2 separate regions of the Mus musculus genome follow, and region 1 is linked to region 2. Evidence: chromatin loops called from intact Hi-C (ENCODE). Cell type or tissue: heart. All regions are shown on one strand. Each heading gives the region's core, and the rest is flanking DNA. Links, peaks and the distances in the headings are about the cores only. Region 1 has its middle 15 kb from the start of Gm35187. Region 2 overlaps Col24a1 (collagen, type XXIV, alpha 1).

Evidence for each region. A loop is a pair of places that touch in the nucleus more often than their neighbours do. Peaks named below come from ENCODE experiments on the same cell type or tissue, not always from the same donor. Only the 100,000 strongest peaks of a DNase experiment are listed, where the experiment ranks them.
Region 1: it touches region 2 in a loop (3-fold over the local background); 3 of 42 quality-filtered maps call a loop at or near these places.

What each region holds. Positions count from the first base shown.
Region 1 is chr3:145,899,134-145,911,602 of GRCm38, forward strand. No RefSeq gene overlaps it. Among named protein-coding and RNA genes, the nearest start is that of Gm35187, 15 kb to the left of the region's middle. In heart, for the core only: a CTCF peak has its summit at 6,554 (motif pointing left); no DNase peak of the experiment used is centred there; H3K4me3 peaks cover 225 bases; H3K27ac peaks cover 1,115 bases.
Region 2 is chr3:145,473,231-145,485,699 of GRCm38, forward strand. It overlaps Col24a1 (collagen, type XXIV, alpha 1), which reads left to right. Exons shown (of 60, transcript NM_027770.3): 39 at 936-1,043; 40 at 6,601-6,654; 41 at 7,120-7,173; 42 at 7,843-7,899; 43 at 11,416-11,469. Among named protein-coding and RNA genes, the nearest start is that of Gm35133, 87 kb to the left of the region's middle. In heart, for the core only: a CTCF peak has its summit at 5,300; DNase peaks (open chromatin) are centred at 3,991 and 5,421.

The sequences.
Region 1 (12,469 bases), core at 1,777-9,776, 430 kb after region 2:
TGTGGAACAAACACTGATTCACGCACCCAACAGAGGCTCAAAATTCCAGGACAGGATGTGAACAAAGTCATCTATTTTGTTGACTGGGGACCCAGATGAGTGTGTGAAGTTCCCTAGGACTAATACTAGGAGAGAAACACCAGGCCCCCCCCTCTCTCTCTCGTGTTTTCTTTCAGCCTAAAAAATAATGGGAAGACAGAAGCTGTTACCAGGGCTAGATGGCAATGGGAGCCGAGTGCCATCTCTCCCACTTGTAACCCCAGCACCCAGGAACTGGGGGCAGAAGATCACCATGAGTCCCAGGCCAGCCTGGGCATCACAATTAGAGCCCGTCTCTTAAATAAATTAATTTAAAAGTTAATGATAAACAGGGTAAAACTTTAGAGAGGATTCCAGCAGGAAACAGAATTCACTGACACTTGGAAGAGAGCAGAGCCAACAGCTCATTCAGAGGCCTCAATGCTAAACCTCCATGCAGGGGCTGAGTGAGACGCCGCAAACCCAGCCGTCACAACACTCCTTGGCTCACCGGGGCTAGGATGGCAGATTGTGCCTCTAAGACTAAGACAAGAAGGTGCGTCTGGAACTTGCCAGAGCAGGCCCCAAGCTGAGAAGACACACATCAGTCCCTTTCTTGTTTCGCTCTGATCTGCTGCTGACCCGTTGGCTTGGAGATGCTTCTGATGGGGCCCAGGTGAGGATTCACAAGGTCAGCGTCCCCCAACAAGGAGCTGGCTGAGATACCCAGGAGGGAGCTGGAGAGGTCAGAGTATATCTGCACAGAGCCCGTGGTGAAGAGTTACAGCAGGTCAGAGAGGGGTGGGGGTGGGGTGGCGCAATGCCAGTGCTGTCTCACAGAGCTGGCATTTAAATCCTAATTCCTGGCACATTTCTGAGCTGGAGGCATGTGCTGTGGCCAGGCTCTCCTTCACTCAGTATCAGAAAATTATTGGATCCAAATCAGCCGCAGGCGGCCTCGGAGTGAAAGATCATCACGTCCCAGACCTGCCGGTCCAGGCCCTCTTTAATAGACACTGTGTTGATTCTAAACTTAGACACACCATGTGAGCACTTGGTCCCAAACATCAAGTTGCCATTTTGCAGCTGTTCCCGGGACTTTCTGGTCACACAATGTTGTTTAAAATTCTGACCTTCTGTGTTGACATCTAGCCCTAGATGTTTGCATTTTATTTGGTCATATTGCTCACGGGGATAATAGTTTAAGATCAGTGAGGTTCCTATCGTTGGGGTGTTCATGGACCATGAGCAAGAGTGGTGTGGTGGCAGAGAGACTGTTCCAGCCAGCAACCCTGGGAACGGACAGCATGGACAGCAGGGTAGGTAAGGTGTTCCTTTACCACCCAAGAGTCTACAATTAGGCTCCGGGTGGCTTTCCATTCCACTCTATCACCTCGGACTCACAGTCAGACACACACGGTCTTCATGTAGCAGATGACAATACTGAGGCCTCCACACTCAGTTTGCATTATAAGAATCTGCTTCTGATGGGGAAATGGTGAGAACTGCTTCCAAAGAGGACACCACACTTGAGTCACTCATCGTGGTCATGGATTGGATACAGCATGTGTTCCTTCAGCTCTACAGGGCTTGCCTAGTGTGTTCAGCCCTGGGTTTGACCTTCAGTGAAGAAAGGAGGGGATGGAGGGAAGGAAGAAGAGAGGGAAGAGAGAGGGCAGGAAAGGGAAAAAGGAAGGAAGGAAGAAAGGAAGGGAGGGAGGGAGGAAGGAAGGAAGGAAGGAAGGAAGGAAGGAAGGAAGGAAGGAAGGAAGGAAGGAAGGAAGGAAGGCAGGCAAGCAGGCAGGCTAATTCGGTGAGGTCTGTAGGCAAGTGTGGTATTTGAACCAACACCACACCCTTCCCCCCCCACTCTCAGTTCATGCGACAGAACCCCAGTGCCACATGACAGAGTAAGGAACAGGGCTCTCTTGGGACCTCACAGCTCCCCAGGTGAGGTTTGCCTTCCAGAGGAAGGGCAGGACATGAGTGTCCCTCACGCTGGCCCAGCACATCTGATGCTGAGGGGTGAGTGTGCTCCAAAGATGAGGGTCCACGCAACCCCTTCTGTGGGACGGAGGCTGCTCTTTGAGAGGACGGCTCCTGTAAGAGAACTGACACATCCCTGAGTGACCCTCCCTGCTGGCAAGCTAAAGATCCTTGAGTCTACGGATGGATGCCCTTAGTCCTCAGCAACCAAGCAAAAGTGTCAGAGAAAAATGGACAGTTCTTCCTGGCCCACCCCATCCAGAGAGATGCCTCCGACATGTTGTCTAGCAGGAGAATCAGGAGAGGAAAGAACTGGAGTCTTTTCTACAGAACAATTGAGTTCATTTGCAGTGAAGTGAACAAGACCAAAGCCATCTCTGCCTGCCGATCATATAGTCCCGATCCTCAAAACCCTCAGGGGCTTATGAAAAAGAATCAAAACAAGCCATTGAGCTCAGCATTTCAGGATGCCAAATCAACATTTAAATAAGTCATTGGTATTTCTCTGCATTTAGGATGGACAAACACACTCTTAGGAGAACAATTCCATTTGAAATGAATCGAATATGTAAATCAACTAATAAAGGCAGGAGAAGACAGATTCTGAGAATGGATGAAATTGTTAAAGGAATCAAAGAACAGAACACATGGAAAGACAACTTCTGGAGTTAGAGCAGATGGAGCCATCATGTGGGTGCTGGGAATTGAACCTGGGTCCTCTGGAAGAGCCCAGTGATCTTAACAGCTGAACCATCTCTCCAACCCTGAAAGCTTTAAGTTTTACAGGTTTCTATAGGAGCATCAGGGGCCTGAAACAGCGAAGACATCACTAAAGGTGGTGGTGGGTGGAGTTGGAGGACTCATGTATCCCAGTTTTAAAACTTCAGAAGTAACGAGTCAGTGAAGGATTGCGTAAGGATAGACTACAGATGAACAGGTGACATGAGAACGTGGAAACAAACCCAGGTGCCTACAGTCAGCTTACTTTCAACAGGAGTATAGAGGCTGTGGAACAGGGGAGAGAAGAAAACGTATGCCCGTAAGCAAAGGAGTGAAGCTAGATCCTCCCTCTCACATCGCAGATAAAATTCAACTCAAAACAGATCAGAACTCTAATGTTAGGACTGTAAGGTTCCTGGGAGCGTTGTGGGTGAGCCAGTTAACAGTGCTTTCTTAGCAAGGACTAAAGCCTGGGTTAGAGTCACTGAGCTGCACTAACTAGGCACAGTGATACATTCCTGTAATCCTAGCATCTGGGAGGTAGGAAAATGGGACCAGAAGTCCACGGTTGTGACAGATGTCATAGCAAGTTCAAGGCAAGCATAGCTTACTCGAGACCAGGAATCCAATAATAATAATAATAATAATAATAATAATAATAATAAATATCTTAGAAGAAAACCTACTAGTAAACCCTCACAACCTTGGATTTGTCGTTAAATTCTTATGATACCAAAAATATAAGCAACAAATGGAAAACAAGCTTGGCATGTTAAAACGGAAGGCATTTGTGCTTCAAAGGATACAGATGAGGAAGTGAGGAGAAAATTTACTAAATGAAAGAATTTACAAACTGTGTACCAGAAAAAAGACATTCCTAGAATACAAAAAGAATTCTTTGACTTGATCATAAAAAAAAAAAAACAGTTTGAAAACAGGCAAAAGGTTGAAGAGATACTTCTCCAGAGAATATCTACAAATAAATAACCATTAGTCATTAGTCATGTGGGCAGATGTTTGATGCTACTGGTTATCAAGAATGTCCCAACTAAACTCACAGTGAGAGCCAGAGATGGCTCAGCACTTAAGAGCACTTGTTCTTGCAGAGGACCCAAGTTCAATTCCCACCACCTCTATGGTGACTGAACACCATCTTTAGCTCCAGCTCCAGGGAATCCAGTGCCCTCCTCTAACCTCCCCGGGCACCGGGTACACACGTGGTGCACAGACTTATGCGTCAGCAAAACATTCATGCACATAAAATCAATAAATCTAAAAAGAAAATTAAATCATAGTGAGGTACTCCTTTGCACTCACTAGATATTGGTTAGACTCAAAAGTCAGACTTGAGGAGACGGCTGAGTGGGTAATATGAGGACCTCAATTAGAATCTCAAACACTCACAGAACAAAGCTATGCATAGCCACACTCATACCTGAAACCATAATGCTTTGAAAGCAGAACAGAGTAAGAGCAAATTAGCTTGCTGACTAGCCTAGCTCTAGGCTCTGAGAGAGACTGTATCTCCAAGAAATAAAGGAGAGAGAGCAAAAGAGCTAATGTCCCCCGATAGCCCCCTCTGGTCTCCACGCATACACCGGGCAAGCGTACCTAAACATGCATGTGCCCATATAACACACACACACACACACACACACACACACACACACGGCAGAACACAGAAGCATACACACACATACACACAAAGTAAAACCGAATCTTAGTTAACACTCCGTCCCTCGCATACCTCAAAGGGTATGAGGGCATGAAATAAGAGGAATTATACCTAAGTGTTTGGTACCCAGCGTGCCGCTGCTCAACGCAACCTCTTATTTATTGAATGGGATTAATCAGCTTCTCACCAGCACCTGCCACTACACAGCGCAGAAACCGCCATTCCTGAAACTACCCTACCCTCCAATTAGAATTCTTTCTCTTTTGTGGTTAAAATGCATTGACAGAGTCCAACCCTGAAAATAGGACTTTGTGAATGATTGCTTGTGGAATGCCTCTTAGCATTGCAGTCCTTGAGAGAAAGGAAGAAAGAAAGACATAAAGACAGGAAAGGAAGGAAGGAAGGAAGGAAGGAAGGAAGGAAGGAAGGAAGGAAGGAAGGAAGGAAGGAAGGAAGAAAAAAAGAGCAAGCACTCCTTTTCCATTTTCTAGAACTCAAGTACCAGGAAAGCCAAGTTCCTGTGACAGCATAGCAGCCCGGCTCTTGGGTTCTCAAATGCAGCATCACAGGTGGATTCTTGCTGGGCCCCTCCTGCCAGGGTGGACACTGATCTAAAGAAGCAAGTGGCTCTTCCGTGGCGTAGCTTGCTCTCTTCCATCCCACTCTCCAAAATGCACTCCTTCCCCTACATACGTGTACTCCTTCTCATACCAGCTCTTCAGCTTTGGACCGCAGGCCACAATAAGCCACAGCTGGGGCCTTCTTGAGCCACATAAAGCCAAAACCTGTCAATGTGCTGCAAAGATGGCTCAATGGTTAGAACACTTGCTGGTTAGGAACGAGGGCCAGAGTGTGGACCCCAGCACCCACGGGAATGCCGAGTAGGCATGACTGCCCACCTGAAACTCCCATGCTCAGAAGGTAGAGACGGGATTGGCACAGTGTCCTGGTGTCCTTATTCTGCTATCACGATGAAGCACTGAGACCCGCAGCTTAGGGGAGGAATGAGTTTATTTGACTTACACTTCTGGATCACAGTCAGTCACGGAGCAAAGCCAGGGCAGGAACCCAAGCAAGAATTTGCAGCAGAAACCATGAAGGAACAATGCTTGCTGGCTCCCGTATGGGTTCACACTTACCTAGCTTTCTTAGACAACCCGGGACCACAGGCCACAGTAGGCTGGGCTCCCCTACAGCAACTAAGAACAAAGACAACCCCCCACAGACATCCCCACAGGCCAATGTGATTCGGCTACTCCTTCAATTGAGACTCCCTTCCCAGATGACCCTGGGCTACATCAGGTTGGCAGTTAAAGCTAACCACCGCGTGGGGTAAGCTGGCTGGCTAGATGCTCTACCAGTGAGCTCTAGATCTTACTGAGAGACCCACCCTCTACGAATAGGGTGTAAAGTGATAGAGGAAAACTCCCAGGGTTAATCTGGGCCCTACACACGCCTCATACACCTGTACCCACACATGTACACACACACACTTGCATGCATACCACACACATGTACACAGGATTGTTTTTAAGGTTTAAGTAATATATCATTGTCATAGCGCTGCACTCTTGTGGCTCTCTGGGACCAGGACATGTTATAACCTCATTCCTTTAATTCTCACAAATGCCTCATGGCGTTGTTGAGAAAACTAGGGGCCGGCCACAGGGTCTAGCAGCACGGTGTTACTATCCTAGCACTGGGGAGGCAGAGACAGGCCAATCTCTCCGAGTTTGAAGCCAGCCTTGTCTACACAGAAAGTTCCAGGCCTCGTTGGCCCCCATGGGTAGTCACAGATTTACTGAGCATAGATCTGGGGCTGTCACCCAGTTCTGTTCGGCAGCACAGCCCTTCTCCTCAGCATCGTCCTCTGCTCGATATTGAAAGCAAGTGTTCCAACAGAGTTGAAAATTTCAAATAATGACACAGCAAGGCACCTGCAGAGTGTTTGCTACACTTCCCATCTCTGCTTCTCCGTATTAATTCGTGTCTCACCGCCTGCCCTCTCACCGCCTGCCCAGCCCCCACTACTGCCACCACCACGGGCAACCCTTAATTTCTCCTCAGAAACAAAAGAAATCTAAACTATGTTTGCAGAGGTCAGTTTTTGCAGAAAAAAAAAAATTGTGTGGTCGCAGCGCCCTCTGGTGGTGGCATACTTGTTTTCTCGGTGACTCTCTTGGTCCAGAGAAGCAAGAAAGGACTAGAACCGCTACCCAACACCAAAGAACTAACCTGCAAGAAATCTGCTTCGCAGTGAAGCTGAGAAATCTGCCTTTTGTTTGCCTTTCCTTACTTCTACTTTGCTGAGACCCAGGAACGTGGCACCAAGAGGACCAGGGGAGGGCAGGAAGCTGTCAGGATGTGCCTAGGCCTGGGGCTATCTCAAGACATGGAGAGCACAAAAGCCACCTGTGATCTTGGTGATAGCTCTAATTGTCAGCTTAACACAATTTAGAATCATCTAGAAAGATTCTTACAGCTTGAGACAGGAAGGCACACACTAGTAAAGACTTATACGGTAGATACATAGTGCCGACCTCCTGGTTAGGATGGAAGTTAGACAGGAGCCAGTATACATAGAATGCCTAGGCTGGTGGTGTTCAAGAAATAGTTACAACACCAAGGAGGCTGGAGATAAGGAGTGGAGGAGGGAGGAGGAGGAGGAGGAGGAGGAGGAGGAGGAGGAGGAAGAGGAGGAGGAGGAGGAGGAGGAAATGGGATCACGACTTCTCACGAATGGCTTATATTTATAACCATGGCTTGTGGTTGTAGAAGCAAGAGAGTGAGGTGGCTATTTCACACCAGCATTCAGGAAGGAGAGAGGGAGGGAGAAGAGAGAGAGGGAGGGGAAGGGGGAAAGGGAAAGAGAGTGAGAGGAAGAGAGGTGAAGCCAGAACTGGGCTGGACTTCAAAGCTCAGGCCACTCCCCTCAGTGGCCCACGTCCTCCGGCTAGGCCCTGCTTCTCAAAGGTTCCACAGCTTCCTAAAATGTCTCCACCAGCTAAGAACCAAGACTCCAAACACACGAGCTGTGCTTCAAAGAATGAGACAGCGGGGAACACAGTACCCTGCTTAGGAGAGACTAGAGACTGGGAGCAGAGATTTAACAATATTGCCATCCAACAGAGAAAGTAGGGGTGGATATCTCCTTGCCAGAGGTGCCCTCATTACAAGCCAGCCTTGCCCTTTGCCACCGTTCCCTCTGATCTGTTGAAAGACAGATGGGACAGCCACCTGTTCAGAGTCCATGCCGCTGAGAATGTCACACGTGCTGTTGGCTGGAGAACAGATATTAAATCCTGAGGCGTATCTGCTTGAACCTCAATACCTGCCGGACATCTACTGCCATTGGAAGCACGGCTCTTTGACCTTGACCCAACTGGAAATGGAGAGTGGCCTGTGGACATTGAAAGAACAGAGGGAAGCCGGGCAGTGGTGGCACACGCCTTTAATCCCAGCACTTGAGAGGCAGAGGCAGGTAGATTTCTGAGTTCGAAGCCAGCCTGGTCTACAGAGTGAGTTCCAGAACAGACAGGGCTACACAGAGAAACCCTGTCTCGAAAAAAAAAAAAAAAAAAAAACTGAAAGAGCAGAGGGGGTGGGCTGGGGAGCCAGCCGACAGCAGGGGTGTGTGTGTGAGCAGAGAAGAGTCATTGGAGCGTTGATGGAGTTGGATCTGGAAGGGTTGTAGTTATTGATGTTTGTCAGAAAGTCTATGTTCAGGATGATGATGATGATGATGGTAGTGGGACCAGGCATGGTCCGAGAATCCATGCTGTGTGGTGCTGTCCTAAGAGCCAATAAAGAAGAGAAACAACTAAATCGCTGCCCAGGGAGGGTCCTTTAATAAAATGCTGCTCTACTCCTAGCTATACACGCTGCTTTTACGATTCTCTTCAGAATTGCAAAAACCACCATCCACACTAAAAGAATATGTCAGGCTTCATTTTATATTTTTTATCTTGAGACTTGCAGAAACGTTGTGCAATAGTGCAAAGGGTGTTCTTATGTTCCCTCCTGTTCCACGAAGGTGGACAGCTTACCAAGAGTGGGAACTAGGAGAGGTAAGTAAAAACGAAGATGATGGTGTGCTGTGCAGCCATGCATGGTTGCACGTGGGACACCCGGAATCTGGCCCTGTGGACTGGCTCACTGACTTCCTCCCTCAGGCTCCTGATGTTTCTTCACTGAAGTGGAAATACCATTATACCATAAGCTTGTGGGTGTTGGTAGTGCTTTGTTAACTCAAAACTTCGATCTAAAACTTGGGATATCTGGGCATGGAAGTATCTATCTTTAATCTCAAGACTCGGGAGGTTGTAGCAAGAGGGATTATAAATTCAAAGCCAGGTTTAGGTTACCTAGTGAGACCCTAAAAAAAAAAAAAAAGCAAACAGGGGGCAGAAGGGTTGTTCAATGCATAAAGTGCTTGCCACAGACACAGAAGGACCTGAGCTCAGAGCCCTGGCACACACATAAAAAGCTGAATGAGGCTGGAGAGATGGGTCAGCACTGAACGAGGGTGGAGAGATGGGTCAGCACTGAATGAGGGTGGAGAGATGGGTCAGCACTGGAGAAAGCTTGCTGCTTTTGCCCTTTTGGGCCTACATACATACCAACATACATACATGCTTACTCAAACACACATACAGGCATTGGTGTTCACACACACATGGAGATGGTACACATGAACTGCACACAGAAGTCCTTATCTTTGGAAGGACCCTTTGTATGTCACAATACTGTCTGTCAGTTAAAATGCTACCTTTATCTTGGTGTTTCGGTTGGATGATTAGACAGTGGGTTGGTTAGAGAGTTGGTTGGTTGATTTTGGTTGCTGTCTATACTCCAGTCTGTCGGGGAACTGGGGGCATTCTGAAACTAGCTGGTTTTCCAGCATGACTGAAATACAGATTTGACTCTTCTGAGTGAGGACTCTTATCTTGGTGTGTGTTGTCTAGACTCCCCCCCCCCCTCAGGTAAACATCTCAACCAAGAACTATGACTTTGGCACTCAAGTATCTGTCTTTGTACATTCGGTTAGAGAACTTAATCATAAATGATTTTGCCACACCACATAAGAATCATCTCTTCAGATTGGCGAGTGCTTGGCTATGCCAGCTCCTCACTCTCGGACAGCTCTGAAGACTTTGTGAGATAGCTCCGTGATGGTATTTCCCTTCTACCCTGAGTTTACCCCAAACTTATGAGAAATGTACCCAAGTCCAAAACATCACACTTAGTACTGATAAAGTGTAGAGGGAAGTCCTTTCTTGTATATAAACAACTGTGACTTCAATCTGGAAATGACTGTAGAAGGCAGAGCAGAGCCAGGGCAAGATCCCTGTGGGGTCAGAAGCTGCCTGGGGAAGTCAGGTAAACCTGGGGTCACAGCAGACAAGCACATCCCGAAGGGGAGAAAGCAAGGCGTTGGGCTAACCTATCAGCTTTACTTCCAAAACTCCTAAGCGCAGATGCAATTCTGAAGTGGAAACTTTGGTTTTCCTTAGAAAGCCAGTTGTGTCTAATGATGTTTCGCTGGGGCAAACACATGGAGGAGTGTTTTTCTAAAGCAGATATAAGTAAAAGGATGTTTTGTTAAAACAGACACATGAAAAAAGAAATTTCACTAAAGCAGACACAGGTTTAAAAAAAAAAAAAAAAGGTGTTTTGTTAAAACAGACATGTAAAAGAAAGTTTTCCTGAAGCAGACATGGATAAAAAAAAAATGTTTTGATAAAGTAAGTGTGTCAAAGGACACATGTGGGTATTGGTTCCCCTTACCTTGCATAGCTGAGCTCCATTTGTGGTGACTCCATAGAGAGAAATACACCAAAAAGCTTCTGTTGGTGTTCTGGTGGCTTCTTGCTGCTTCTGGAGACTCCGGCCAACTGACAAAGTGATGTCCGCTGATGCAGACTCACATGGAGTTGTGCTAAGGCAAGGCACGTGGTAAGGCAAGGCACGTGGTAAGGCAAGGCACGTGCTAAGGCAAGGCACGTGCTAAGGTAAGAACTGTAGAAGGCGCATGGTTTTGGAGAAAGTATAAATAGACAATGACAGGGGCTTACATAGCTAGCTTTGCGACATGTCATTGGTCTTGCTTCCTCACTGAGAGAGGCACAGCTGAGAACTTGTCCTGGTGTCCCTGGTGGTCCTGGTCTCTCCCACTGACTCGTGCCAATTCTGCTGACGCCTGGCTGTTTCTGCCATGCCATGACTGATTGGTGTTTACTGTTCTGACACCACTAATAAACTAGATCGAGCTGCCGCTGCTGACTCCTGTGAACTAAGCTGCTGACTTCCTGACAGCACAGATTAGATTTGCTCTAAAAACAATTTTTAAACAGGTCCACTTCCCCTCTATCCTAAAAACCTTTCTTTTCCACTACCTCTGGTGGGTGATGGGCTAAGAGGAAGGTTAAAACATCTAAAAACCCATCTTAAAAGTAAAGTCTTAAAAAGCTGAACTTACACAATTCTGCTATGAACCAGACCTAACCAAGGACCTTTTTTTTTCTCAGTCTTTTCAGGACCATTATCATCAGTGTTCTTCAAGGATACCTGGTCGACCTGCTTTCTGTTGCATTCAGAAAAGTAAAATCCTCTCTTCAGAGCCCTTTCTGGCATTCACTCCTCCCGGCCCTGCATCAACCCTTACCCTTACCCCCAATCCTCCTCAAACTGAGGAGGCTGAGGGCAAAGAGGGAGCAGGGCCTTGATTCTGACATTTCCTTTAAACAATATAAAGGATGCAACCTGTTCTCCTTTGGCTTCACACACACACACACAGACACACACACAGACACACACACAGACACACACACACACACACACACACACACACGCATGCACTGTTGGAGGCGTCCATATTTTTGGACTTCAAAGTCATTAAAGGTCACATAGCCCAACAACAATAAGTGGAAAACCTAAGCTCTGTGTGTGTGTGTGTGTGTGTGTGTGTGTGTGTGTGTGTGTGTGTGTTTAAAAGCCTGTTTCATTTGGATGAGTCATGCTTTTAAGCCAATACACAGTTTAGCTGTAAACCTTTGATCAGTTACATAAACACCAAGGGCTTCACTCTATGCTTGTGTGTTTGCCTTGACCTGTGAGAATTTCCTTCGTGGGCTACACATTCCCAGGGAAGACTGCCAGAGCCTCCTTTAACCCCAGGCCATCTTTTGACCGAGGTGTGTGTGTGTGTGTGTGTGTGTGTGTGTGTGTGTGTGTGTTAGCATCTTGGGCCTTCAAAGAAAAGTCATCTTTCCTGTTTCTGTGTCCTGGCAACTTAAGTGGACTCCAGCTCATCCCCCTAGCTGGCACAGTCTTTACTGCACTGACCACTGAAGCCTCCCATACTATGGAATTCTTTAGGCTACCCAAGGCAGAAAGGATTGAGCTGGAAGTAGGGGGGCCGTTTTGATTCTTTAGATCTGCGCCCTCTCCTCTGAAGATGCAGCTATTAGACAGGTGCTTAGAAGACTCCTGAGAGTAGTCTGTGCTCCCCTTGTCCTTGCAACATTGTTTATTTTCTCCCAGGAAGTGCATACCCTCCATTTTCTAACTACTCGCTTCTCTTTCTCCTTCACCTGTCCTCCGATCTCAGGCAGGCAACAACTCTCTTCTGTTCTTTGGATTGGTTCCATCTGGCTCCTAACTGCTACAGAATTTAGTTCATATTTGAGGTAAGCAGGTGGAGGATAGCCCCAGAATCCTGGAGTATATTCTCGAATGCTAGCCCCCTCTCTAGAAAGCTGCTCCTGCACACTTCCGGCTGTTTCCTCCCTCTCTCTCCCCTTCTCATCCCCACTTCCCTTCAGTATCACCCACTCACAATGCCACTTCTGGGCATCCTTTCTGAGGTGTAACCACCCAGGCAAATGTGGACGTGTACGAAGTCGCTGTCTCCGTGTCCCAGTCTTCTTGGTCTGATCAGCTTTAGCTGGTTATGGTCTGGCTCCCTCCAGTGTTACATAGATCTCATGAGAACCTTATCCTCAGGATCGTAAGAGGCCTTAGCAAGTGGGAGTACCTGACCAGTATACATTTAATAAATGGAGAAGTGAG
Region 2 (12,469 bases), core at 2,202-10,201:
AAACCCATAGTGAAATCAGCATTAGAGGCAGTGTGACTGCCTCTTTACAACAACCCATTCTCCCCTAGGAAAGTGAAATAAAACCCATGAGAGGTCAGGGATGCCTCAAGGATTCTGACTGCCTGATTCCAGGTTTGCTGTGTTTTCCCCACCTTGAGCATCAGTGGTAAAGCTGGCAGGTTCTTGTTGTGAGAAGAGGAAGGTGCTTATGAACACCTGTGTTGTGGTGCCAGAGAGAAGCCATGCAGGTTTCTAAAACATGGGAAGTCATACAAGAAATAGTGTGGGTTCTTGCTCTGAACTGGTAAGCAAAGTTTGCAAAGTCCAGATCTGCACGCTCACTTCTTCCCTGCTTGCAGCAGACCTCTGGGAGGCCGAAGTAGAAACGAGCACCTCTGGAGGCCTGTTTTCTCACTGTTACAATGCACACATCAAAAGCGAGACATGTATGTAGCAAAGTATGTTTGAAAGCTGGTTACATAGGATTCCTCCTGGGCACGCTATAGTTACTGATTGTTTGTTTTTGTTTTTTAAATGCCCTTTTCATCTCTTTTGAAACTCTTTATTAGGTCTAAATAACATGCAATGGTAACTTATTGTTGTTAATGATAATCTGTGGTATTGGTAACTTGAAGCAAAATTAATAATTTACACAAATTTAAACCGTGTGTGATAGCATACACCTGTAATCCCAGCAGTCAGGCAGCAGAAACAGGAGGCTCACCCACAAGCCAAGGCCAACCTGGTCTACATAATAAGCTCTAGACCAATCAGAGATACCCAGTGAGGCCCCGCCTCACAAAACAAGACGGGCTGTAGCGATAAGAGTAATCCAGAGAATTCTGCTTGCCACATGTCCTCTGAGTCATCCGAGCATATGGTATAGTTAAATGAGTTAATAAATTTAATTTCAGTCACATTAATGTCATCCACAGGGTGATAAAGGACAAGTAGGACCCACGGGAGAAGCTGGAAGCAGAGGACCCCCTGGAAGCGTTGGGGAAAATGGCCCTAAGGGTGCCAGGGGAACTCGAGGTGCTGTGGTCAGTATTTGATTTCTTTTCAGCACTGACTCACTGGGGATGGAAAAGAACCGTGCATGCTCTCAGAGAGTCATCTTGATTGACTTTACAGAGGACACAAAGGTTCCACTGAACATAATCCTTCTCTGTGGGATGGCGGGAATTGCAAGCATTCCACAGTCTTAAACAGCTTAGTGGGTTTTAGACGCGAAGAAGGAAAGAGAAAATTGAAAATGGAAATAAAATATGAAATGAAGTTTTTTAAAAATCTGATTTTAACTCCAAAGTTCAGTAGGAAAGTTTATACACTGAGTACCTCAAATCAGGATTTAATATCTGTCTGAAGCTGTTGTCATGTTGGCAAATTGCTTTGAAAATTAAGTGAACTTGAGATGTGTTTCCATCCACCTCTTGGACCTGTCCTGCTTGAATGGGAGATTATCTTCCTAAACAGTTGGGGCAAATCACCCCAGCATCTATTAATAGCTCATCTTTTGTGTGAACTTTGCCTGACATGGAGAGCTGAAGTGTGATGCTTCTGAGCCTGTGACAGCAAACTCTTATTGCTGGTTTGTGATGAACCATTCAGAAAATCATAGCGTGAAAGGAAGACATTTGAAAGAGAATCTTCTATTCATGAATGTATTTATAACATGTGGGTGCATTAATCTCTTCTCCTTTTACATAGCCAATGCCAGGCCTGTCACCAAGGCCTTCGAGAGCCCGGGTCCTTTTGCTTTCTCAAGAAAATTTGCCCTTATTTACTGACACCTGAACATTCAGGCCTTAGGTCATTTTCTTTTCTTTTCTTTTCTTTTCTTTTCTTTTCTTTTCTTTTCTTTTCTTTTCTTTTCTTTTCTTTTCTTTTCTCTTCTCTTCTCTTCTCTTCTCTTCTCTTCTCTTTCTTTCTTTCTTTCTTTCTTTCTTTCTTTCTTTCTTTCTTTCTTTCTTTCTTTTTTTTTCGATCTCTGTATAGCCCTGGCTGTCCTGGAACTCACTCTGTAGACCAGACTGGCCTCGAACTCAGAAATCTGCCTGCCTCTGCCTCCCAAGTGCTGGGATTAAAAGCGTGTGCCACCACTGCCCGGTCTTAAGTCAGTTTCTGTTAATATTTCTCTGGTTTTGCCTGTGTTTTAAAAACATTAAATAATGTGGTTAATATTAATAAACATCAGAATTAATGCAGCCCTAAATATTGCCCTTAATGTAAGCTTCTACTTTGGAACTTTTTCTGTAAATGTATTCACCTTTAAACATTTTTAAATATATATTTTTAATTAAAATATAATTATGACCCTTTCTCTCCTCTCATCTCTTTCCTTCCTGTGTCCCCTCCCTTGAGCCTCTCTCATGACCCCTCCCTCTCAAATTTATGGGTTCCTTTTCCTTGATTACTATTGTTATATGTGTCTAAAGATGCACAAATCACACAGCCTGTGTGGTCCATTTTGTGAAGCTACAATTCCACTGTTCACATTTCATATTAATTCATTTAGTGTTTGATAATCTGATAAATGATAATATATATATATGTAATTTTTACCATCATATTTAAAATTTCCTTGTTATAACTATTTAATATATATTTCTCCTGAAAGTTTCCTGTCAATAAATATACATGTGTGGATAGGGATAGACACATGTACACACGTACATACTACATGTTTCCATCTGGTGGCTATTTTTTCTTCCTGATTTGCAATCGTTACTCATAAGCATGAAGTGTTGATATAATTTGTCAAACATGTTACAGAATAAATTACAAACAACTCCTTTTCTGTCAATTATCTATTAATTTTGTGTCTTTTGCTAAGCAGAACATTCCAATTTTAATAGTCAAAGTTTTCAATATTTTCCTTTACATTTTCTAGATTTTATTTATTCCCTTGAAATTCTATTCCCACATAAAGTATGCAAAATTTCCTTCCATATTCTCATTCTAATACATTTATAACATTGTTTTTAATTCTTTAAACCATATAGAGGTTTTTTTTTTTTCATAGTTATGGGAAAGAGTGTTTGTCTTCCCTCCACTGAATGTTTTCTTAATTCTGTTTTTGAACACGCAATGTATTTTCTTCCACTTTCGTATAAGGCTGCATTATATTCAGTGGTTTCTCCAGCCAGTCTGTCTCCGGTCCTCAGCTCTGTTCTGTCTATCATGCCGGCTCGTCCTCTGGGATCTGTTAGAGTAGACACCGCGTGCTCCCTTCTCAGAAAAGCCTGGCTCTTACGCGTACCTTATGTGTGAACTGTAGAATCAGCCCTTCAGTTTCCATTAGTATCTGACCTTTCTACAAAGAAATACAAGACATCTTTCAGCTTACTCACTGCTCACATAGCTCTGATTAGGACTATTCCATATTTTCTCTAACTTCTTTTGTATGAGGTGTATTCTGGTTTTCAATAAATTTTATTCAGATTAATATAATCCCCTTTTCAGCCTATTAGTGCTGTGTAAGAAATCTATTTATTTCCATATTTTGAGCATACATTCAATTAATAAACTCCAGATGAAGAGAGATACTGTCTTTCCAGTTCACTCATCTGACCTATTCCACTGACTGGAACTCAGAGAGCTGCAATGGGAGTCACGTGACCTGTCCCTGAACACTCCAGAGATCTCAGGGTCAAGTATTATTTTCAAAATACACTTTCGTCTTTCAGAGAAACTTCTTTCTTTCTTTGGTAGTTTCAACTAGGAGCTCTAAAGTTTTACTAAATTCTGCTACATTTGCTTGGGTCAAAGTTTCCGTTATGACACATTCCAGTCTATTATCCATTTTGAGTTTATTTGTGAACAGCGGAAAGATATAGAATTAATTTACTTCCGTTCTTCTGCGTGTGGATACCGAGTTCCCCCGCCCTGTTGTTTCTCTCTCGTGCTTTTCCTCGATTTACTCTGTTCTCGTGCCCATTTCTCCTCCTCTGGCTTCTTGTTAACACACTTGCTTTAAAAAGTCACCATGCCACATTTACACGAACAGAGTCCCATCTCTTCTGGTTCTTTGCCTTTCGGGAGTGAAGCTGGGATGCTCACGTGATTTTCCAGAGTGAAGCTGGGATGCTCATGTGATTTTCTTTTTTTAACTACATCTTAATGACAGCTTATTATCAGATCATTGTATCTATGAAAGTTGCTTGCTGCTTCCTTTTGTTTTTAAAACAAAATCCCAAACGTTTGATTTACCAAATGAAGACTTGGCAGCCTGCTAGCTCAGAGAGGTGGAGAAAGCACCCGCTGACCTTCCTGCTCCACTGATGTCCCAGTCACTCTTCTTCACACAGTCTTAAACACCCTCAACCCAAAGACCCTCCTTCCTCTTTCCTGGGTTTTCTTAGGTTCACACCCTGCCAACTGGTGCCTTGCTCTGCTTCTTGACTTTATTTAGCTCTTGTTTACAGAAAGCTCTCTGGGTTAAAGTTGTGTGTTAATGGCTGAGCCACACCACAATTCCCGTTCACAGTCTCGGGGTTCACAATGTGATCAAAATCTTGCAACGTCTCCCTCTAAGCATAAGTTGTTATCATGTAAGAAAGCTCACATAAGGTTAAAGAAACACACAAAAGACAGACTGGAAAAAAAAATGTAACTGAGTGACACATCTATCCCAAAAGATGTGCAAACCACAGCAAGAAACACACACAAAGTATTAAAGACCAAGCTTCCTGGGCAACTCCAAAGCCTTGGAGCCCTTCAAAAACTTAACCCAAAAATAATAAAATAGCTGAAGTCCCAGAGAAAAGTTAGAACCTTCTACAAACATCTGATGGCCACAGGGAGGCCCCTTTTTTCTTTATTTAGTAAATACATTTTAATCTACCTTTCTCTGACTGGCACTGGCTATATTTCTCTTTATTTTTTATGTTGGTATTTCCCCAGCATTCACTTGTAATTACTGATTTTGTTTTCTTCTCAGGAAAAGTTATGCTAAAGAATGTAAAATTTAAGTAGATTCCCTTTTTTGTCTTTTGCTCTTTTCTTGTGTCTCATCCTATTCCAAGAATCTGTGATTCCTGTTTTGAAAAACTTTGTTAAAATTTTTGTTTGAGACCATTTTGCACTGAACATTTGTAGTCATGTGTTTTCTATAGGTGTATGAGCACAAGATTCCACATATCCCTATTATATTATATTCTGAAATCCTTGGCACTCTCTTCTTATTTTCCCACCGATTTCTAAAGGAAGCTGTTACGTCCTCTCCTCTCTCCAAGCTCAACTTTTTGTCACCCCGTGTCTAACAGATACATTAAGATTTGTGGTCCCTATTTTCATTACCCCTCACACATTGTCTCCTAGTGGCAGCTCCCAGGTATCCGTCTTGGTGCTAGCAGCAGTCTTAAGTTCTGCATGCCTTTCTGGACACACAAGGCTGCCTCATTTAACCTCTGAGGAAATGCTGCGGCCGTTCAGTACCCAGAACAAGCAAGGAAACAGGAAGAGCTTCCAGCTCCTTTCCCAAATTAGTCAAGCTGGCCCCACCCTGCTCTTTCAATCTCTGTGTTTTAGAGTTTGAAATTTGCACATCAAAAAAATTTTTCTCCTTTGCATATGTTCAGACATAACTTTTGGCTCAAGTCACAAAATTTTGGTCCAGAAATTATGTATAAAAGGCCCTGTAATATATCATGTCTGAATTCTCATTTAAGTTGGCTTTACATGGTTCTTTCTTAAGCTGAAACATGTTTCTGTCCAAATTTTTCAAATTTTCTAATTTATGGTTAATAGTTGTAACATGAACTTTTTAAGAAATATAGCAAAATATGCATTCTGTGTGAGATATATTGAAGCAACTTGATCAAATGTAACTCAATACACAGATTCTCACACCTGCTTAGTATAATACATGGCAAATCACATACCTATTCTATGCCTTTATTTCCTTACTTCCTTTGTCTTGAGACGCAAACAGAAGAAACCACTGTGCAAACTCTTTGATAATATAAAAAATAAGGCATTGTTATCATCATTACATTAGCCAATTTTCAGCTGTCTGGGTGATATCTTTGATACAGTAAGAGTGTTTGCTAATCAGTCTTTAATTTGTATAGCTTGGTCATCTGTAAAATACTGATAACAATAATCTTATTGTGATCATGATACATGCATTTCCAGTATTTCTATTCCATCAACTTTGACCTGAATTTAAAATCATACTCCAGAAAGCATCTGGAATCACCTCTGAGAACAGAGCTGTTCTGAATCCTGGAGTCACAGTATCAAATACTATCAGGTTCCACTTTCTGATATTCAGTGAGCACAAACTTTGACAGTCAAAACCTGCATTTCTAAGAGCTATTTAGGGGCCAGCAGTATTCTAATAAGTGAATGTGGTTTTATTATTATTATTATTGAGTATGGATATACCAGAAATGAACTAGTAACATGGTTTGTGGGACTTTTTGGTCTTGGAGAAACACGGACAAAAATTGGGGGTGTCATTTTTCTGTTTTCCTGATTTACTGGGTAGAATTTCAAACCATGAAAATCTAAAGGTAAAGGTTTGAATAATAGGCGTAGATGTTTAATGATTCACACAATTGTCTATTTTCTCTAATATTTATTTTGATTTTTTAGGGTCCATTAGGATTGATGGGACCTGAAGGCGAACCAGGAATCCCAGGATACAGAGTAAACATTTCTGATTTTAAATAAATAATTATTCACAGACAGGAAGGCATTTTTAGCTCATATTATATCCCAAATATGCAAACTAAGATTCACTGTTCATTTATTAAAATTTTATTATAAATAACATGAGAATGAAAAAATATGCAATGAAATTAGACAACAAAGTCTCAATAAATGTCTGTATAATTAATTATAATAGAAATTGTAGAGCTTCATATATATCCACCACCAAAAAGATAAAGTTCTAATAAACTTGAGAAAATAAAGTAAAATAAACACTGTTATTTAAAAATGTTTCTTTTCCTTGATAAAGTATTATGATATTTTGGTTCTCAACCTTCTGTAAAGTGTGTCTTGTATTTCTTCTCAGAAAACTGCAATGAGTAACAGCACGGGGACGGTAGCAACAGCTAGCACATCTGCTTGGTCTGGGGACTTGCTCTTTACTTGTTGCTATTCTTATAGGGTCATCAAGGTCAACCAGGACCCTCTGGATTGCCAGGACCTAAAGGAGAAAAGGTGGGTGTGCGTGTGTGTGTGTGTGTGTGTGTGTGTGTGTGTGTGTGTGTGTGTGTCGGCCTTTTACTTCCAAAGTTATGTATGAAACCTATGATTTCTTTCTAAATGAATGCATGAAAATACTGTTAAGAGATAGAAGGGCCACTTTTCAAGTTAGAAAATTTGCAGATTCTAGGAGGATATAAATACCAAGGAACTAAAACTCAAAAATATTAAATATATTAAATATTTTCCATGGATTAATTGGAGATTAAGGTGAAACAGTATATGTAAAGGTACTTTGTGATACACAGTTTCATAAGAGCAAAATTATTTATTGAAAGGGGATATGATGTGCTGGACAACATTGCCATAAGCACACAAATATTAACTTAGAGTTTAATTTCCTAACGAATTAGTAATAACTACAGCATGGCTCGGTTTGTAATCTAATTGAAAGTATACATGTCGAGAAAATTTATGATTAATTTTGTGTAATCAAAACAGGTTAGCATGTCCAATAAAAGATTCTATACATAATAGAAGCCTATATAAAATATGATACACATAATTCGTAGCTACAAAGTTTTCACTTAAATACAGCCAAAAAACACATTAGAAAGTAACAAGAGTATTTTAAATGTACTTTCTGAACTAAGTTGTGTTAATAAATTTCTATATTTGTTTTAGGGCTACCCAGGAGAAGATAGCACAGTTCTGGGACCTCCTGGGCCTCCAGGTGAACCAGTATGTCTTTTCTAAAATTATTTTGGTTCCTAAGATGAAATCAGTCAGGAGCTTTTGATGTCTGCCGGTCATGTCTGTTCAGAGTTCTGTTTGGTTAGTCTTATCACTGGACCTTACAGTAAATCAGTATTTATCTCTATACCATGTACATAATATAAAAATCTCAGATATGAAAAAGTGCAGGAGTCACACTCCTCCACCAAGATGTATATCTAGGAAAATTAACTCTGAATCGAACTTTCAATATGGAATACAAAACATAGTCCTAAAATACTAGTCCAAAACTAATACACCAATAATTTAGTTTTTTAGGGCAAATATTTCTTTAATTATAAAGATGAGATTTGTTCCTGAAGTATTTTTATTTTTATATATTTTTATTAGATATTGTTTTCATTTACATTTCAAATGCTATTCCCAAAGCCCCCTATACCTTCCCCTTGCCCTGCTCCCCAACCCACCCACTCCCGCTTCCTGGCCCTGGCAGTCCCCTGTACTGGAGCCTATGATCTTCCCAAAACCAAGGGCCTCTCCTCCCATTGATGACCCACTAGGCCATCCTCTGCTACATATGCAACTGGAGACACACCTCTGGGGGCTACTGGTTAGTTCATATTGTTGTTCCTCCTATAGGGTTGCAGACCCCTTTAGTGCCTTGAGTACTTTCTCTAGCTCTTTCATTATGGGCCCTGTAATCCATCCAATAGATGACTGTGGGCATCCACTTCTGTATTTTCCAGGCATTGGCATAGACTCACATGAGAGAGCTATGGCAGGGTCCTGTCAGCCAAATCTTTCTGGCATATGCAATAGTGTCTGGGTTTGGTGGTTGTATATGGGATGGATCCCCTGGTGGGGCAGTCTTTGGATGGTCTTTCCTTCCGTCTTAGCTCCAAACTTTGTCTCTGTAACTCCTTCCATGGGTACTTTGTTCCCCAAACTAAGAAGGAACGAAGTATCCACATTTTGGTCTTCCTTCTTGTTGAGTTTCATGTGGTTTGCAAATTGTATCTTGGGTATTCTAAGTTTCTGGGCTAATATCCACTTATCAGTGAGTGCATATCATGTGAGTTCTTTTGTGATTGGGTTACCTCACTCAGGATGATATCCTCCAGTTGCATCCATTTGCCTAAGAATTTCATGAATTCATTGTTTTTAATTGCTTAGTAGTAGTCCATTATGTACATGTACCTCATTTTCTGTATCCATTCCTCTGTTGAGGGGCATCTGGGTTCTTTCCAGCTTCTGGCTATTATAAATAAGGCTGCTATGAACATAGTGGAGCATGTGTCCTTATTACCAGTCGGAATATCTTCTGGGTATATGCCCAGGAAAGGAATTGCTGGATCTTCCAGTAGTACTATGTCCAATTTTCTGAGGAACCACCAGACTGATTTCCAGAGTGGTTGTACAAGCTTGCAATCCCACCAACAATGGAGGAGTGTTCCTCTTTCTCCACATCCTTGCCAGCATCTGCTGTCACCTGAATTTTTTATCTTAGCCATTCTGACTGGTGTGAGGTGGAATGTCAGGGTTGTTTGATTTGCATTTCCCTGATGATTAAGGATGTTGAACATTTTTTCAGGTGCTTCTCAGCCATTCGGTATTCCTCAGTTGAGAATTCTTTGTTTAGCTCTGTACCCCATTTTTTAATAGGCTTATTTGATTTTCTAGAGTCCATCTTCTTGAGTTCTTTATATATATTGGATATTAGTTCCCTATCTGATTTAGGATTGGTAAAGATCCTTTCCCAATCTGTTGGTGGCCTTTTTGTCTTATTGACGATGTCCTTTGCCTTACAGAAGCTTTGCAATTTTATGAGGTCCCATTTGTCAATTCTTGATCTTACAGCACAAGCCATTGCTGTTCTGTTCAGGAATTTTTCCCCTGTGCACATATCTGAAGTATTTTTATAAAAACCTAATCCATACGTGTTTATTAGAATTTACTGACAGTTGACAAATAGTTTGCCAGCTTTTACTGGTTAGTCATTACAGCTTTTCAAGACCATGGGCCTGTGAGCCTTCAAATCCAACATTTTAAAGACAAACTGTCATCACTGGTTTTGAGACAGGGCCAATTGTACGATGTTTAAGGCTAAAGGGAGATGTGAAAGACACATATATATACATTTAAGTGGGTGGATAACGCTTAGTTCACAGAAATAAGCATATTGGTTGTATTTTCCATTTTTTCATGTAGTATCATTCAAAATAAGGATGCCAGAGGCATGACATCATAATATACAGTCCCAGTGTTTTGATCTGGATCTGTAGCTACTGTTGTCATTGATATTTTACTGTAGGAAAGAATATGGAAAATTCTGGAATGTTTCAAGGCAATCTCTCTGTATGAGTGTTTAAGTGTCCTTGTGAAATATATTCTAGTCTATCCTCTTTGGGGGGTCAATGACCCTTTCACAGGGGTCGTATGTCAGATATCCTGCATATCAGATATTTACATTACAATTCATTAAGCAGCAAAATTTACAGTTGTAAAGTAGCAGCAAAAGTAACTTTATGGTTGGGAGTCATGGCAACGTGAGGAACTGTGCTAAAGGGTAGCAGCATTAGGAAGGCTGAGAATCACTCACTGACTTTGAGGGAAATACTTGGCAAAAATATAAAAATTATCCAACAAACAGAAAAAAAAATACCAAGTAGAAAATAATAGCATTTGATTTTCCAGGTTCTGGAATGTCAATCAGATTCTGTCTACTGATATAAAAATAAATATTTGGGGACTAAAAATATAATTACAATGGGATCTCCCAGTAGACATGAGATAGGGATGAGATTTAAACCAGATCCCCAGAACAGGGATCAGAGTCTCTGTCTTTGCGTTATGTCGACTAACCATGCATTTAGGAGTAAAGTTCGTTTCATCTATCAATAGTCTATAGTAAGTTCTCCTGTGTGGAAACTAATACTCTATGTAAGTTTTAAAGATTATAATTTGAACAGCTTACCATATCAAATTATTTAGATGAGAAATATTTTTAAAATATGTCTTACTTTTTTAGGTTAGTTGAAGAGGCCTGTAAAATAAATATAATTAATTTTTGCATAAATTTCAGTTCGACTCATTTCACATTACAAAAATTATAAGATTTATAATATGGTATTATGCTCATAAAATTCAAGGTTTTACTAAGTATTATCTCTTCAATATTTTTCCATAGATTCATTATGAGATTATATGCGTATAATTCTGTTTTAACAGTAAATCTCATACTGATTATATCTGTGTTTTAATTTGTTGTATTAGCTCTGATATCTGGATTTAAAAATTTTGAAATCATGTGGCAACTATATAAACCATTACGTTTTTAATTGTGTAGCACTTTTGACATCCCTTGAGACTCAACCATTTTTCAGTGACATGTAGCAGGCTTAAAGAAGCTACTATACCTTGGCAGAGATATTTCTGGCCAAAGAATGAAGCACCCTAATTGCAGCATCTGCACTAAGGAATTACAGCCATGAAACTGGTTGTCTTTGTGTGTGATCTCTTTAGGGGCCAATGGGGGAGCAAGGAGAGACAGGGGAACATGGCGAAGAAGGCTATAAGGTAATCCTTGCAAGCTACAAAATAAACTTAATCATCTGAAAGGTTTGGCCCAGCATTCCAAACTCCCTCGGACTTACTTTGGACTGGCATTCCTGTTGATGGCGGCTCCTGCTCTTGCCTTCCGGCTCTTGACTCTTGTTTACAGTGCCAGGTTCCCTGTCACTTCAGTCTTATGACTCATTCACAAGATTCCTTGCCCCCTCCCACCCTCGCATCACATCACGCTGACACAGACCCTATCTGACACCTAAAATTTGTCTCTAGCTTTCTTATCCCTAGACTCACCCTGAAGCCCTATAATACTGCTTTCATGTCACTCAACACATTTTACTGTCATGTGTTGCTCTATTTTTGCTAGTTGTTTTTTAATTATGTAGTGCCTTAAATCTATCTTGTATAATGTTTAGTTCTAAGCCCTATGTGCACTATACTTGTAGTAATGACCCTGTAGATTACTTCACCCAATACATCTCTGCCTCAAGGCCAATGCTCTGTGGTCACTTCTGAAAGATTTCGATCAGCCAAGCTGACTGGACAAGCAGCTAGACATGCGATCGCCATTATTAAACTGATCCTCTCAAGATGCCTGCTGTCTGGGTTATTTCAGTAGCTCTCTAACTAGACTTGCAGCCGTAGCCCTTTCAAATCCACTTACCAATTCTGTCCCTCAAATCTGTGCTTCTCACACCCCTTCCTCAACCAGGAAGTCCTCACTGCTTCATCTGGAAAGTGGTCCCTCTGAGATGGAACTTGTCCCCTCTTTGCTTGCACAACCCCATGGCCAATCAGTTCACTGATGCCGTAAGGAGGAATCCACCACTTCCCTCATGCTCTCTCACAGACAGACTCCACCAAACCCTTCACTGTCTCACATTTAACTTTTGCTGTTTCACAAAATGAAGTTGCCAGTGTTTACCGAGACATAGCAGAGGATGAAGTGGAGCTCTCAGGAAGTGGTTTCTCATTGGTGAGAACTGTGCCACAACCTCACAGAGTCCAG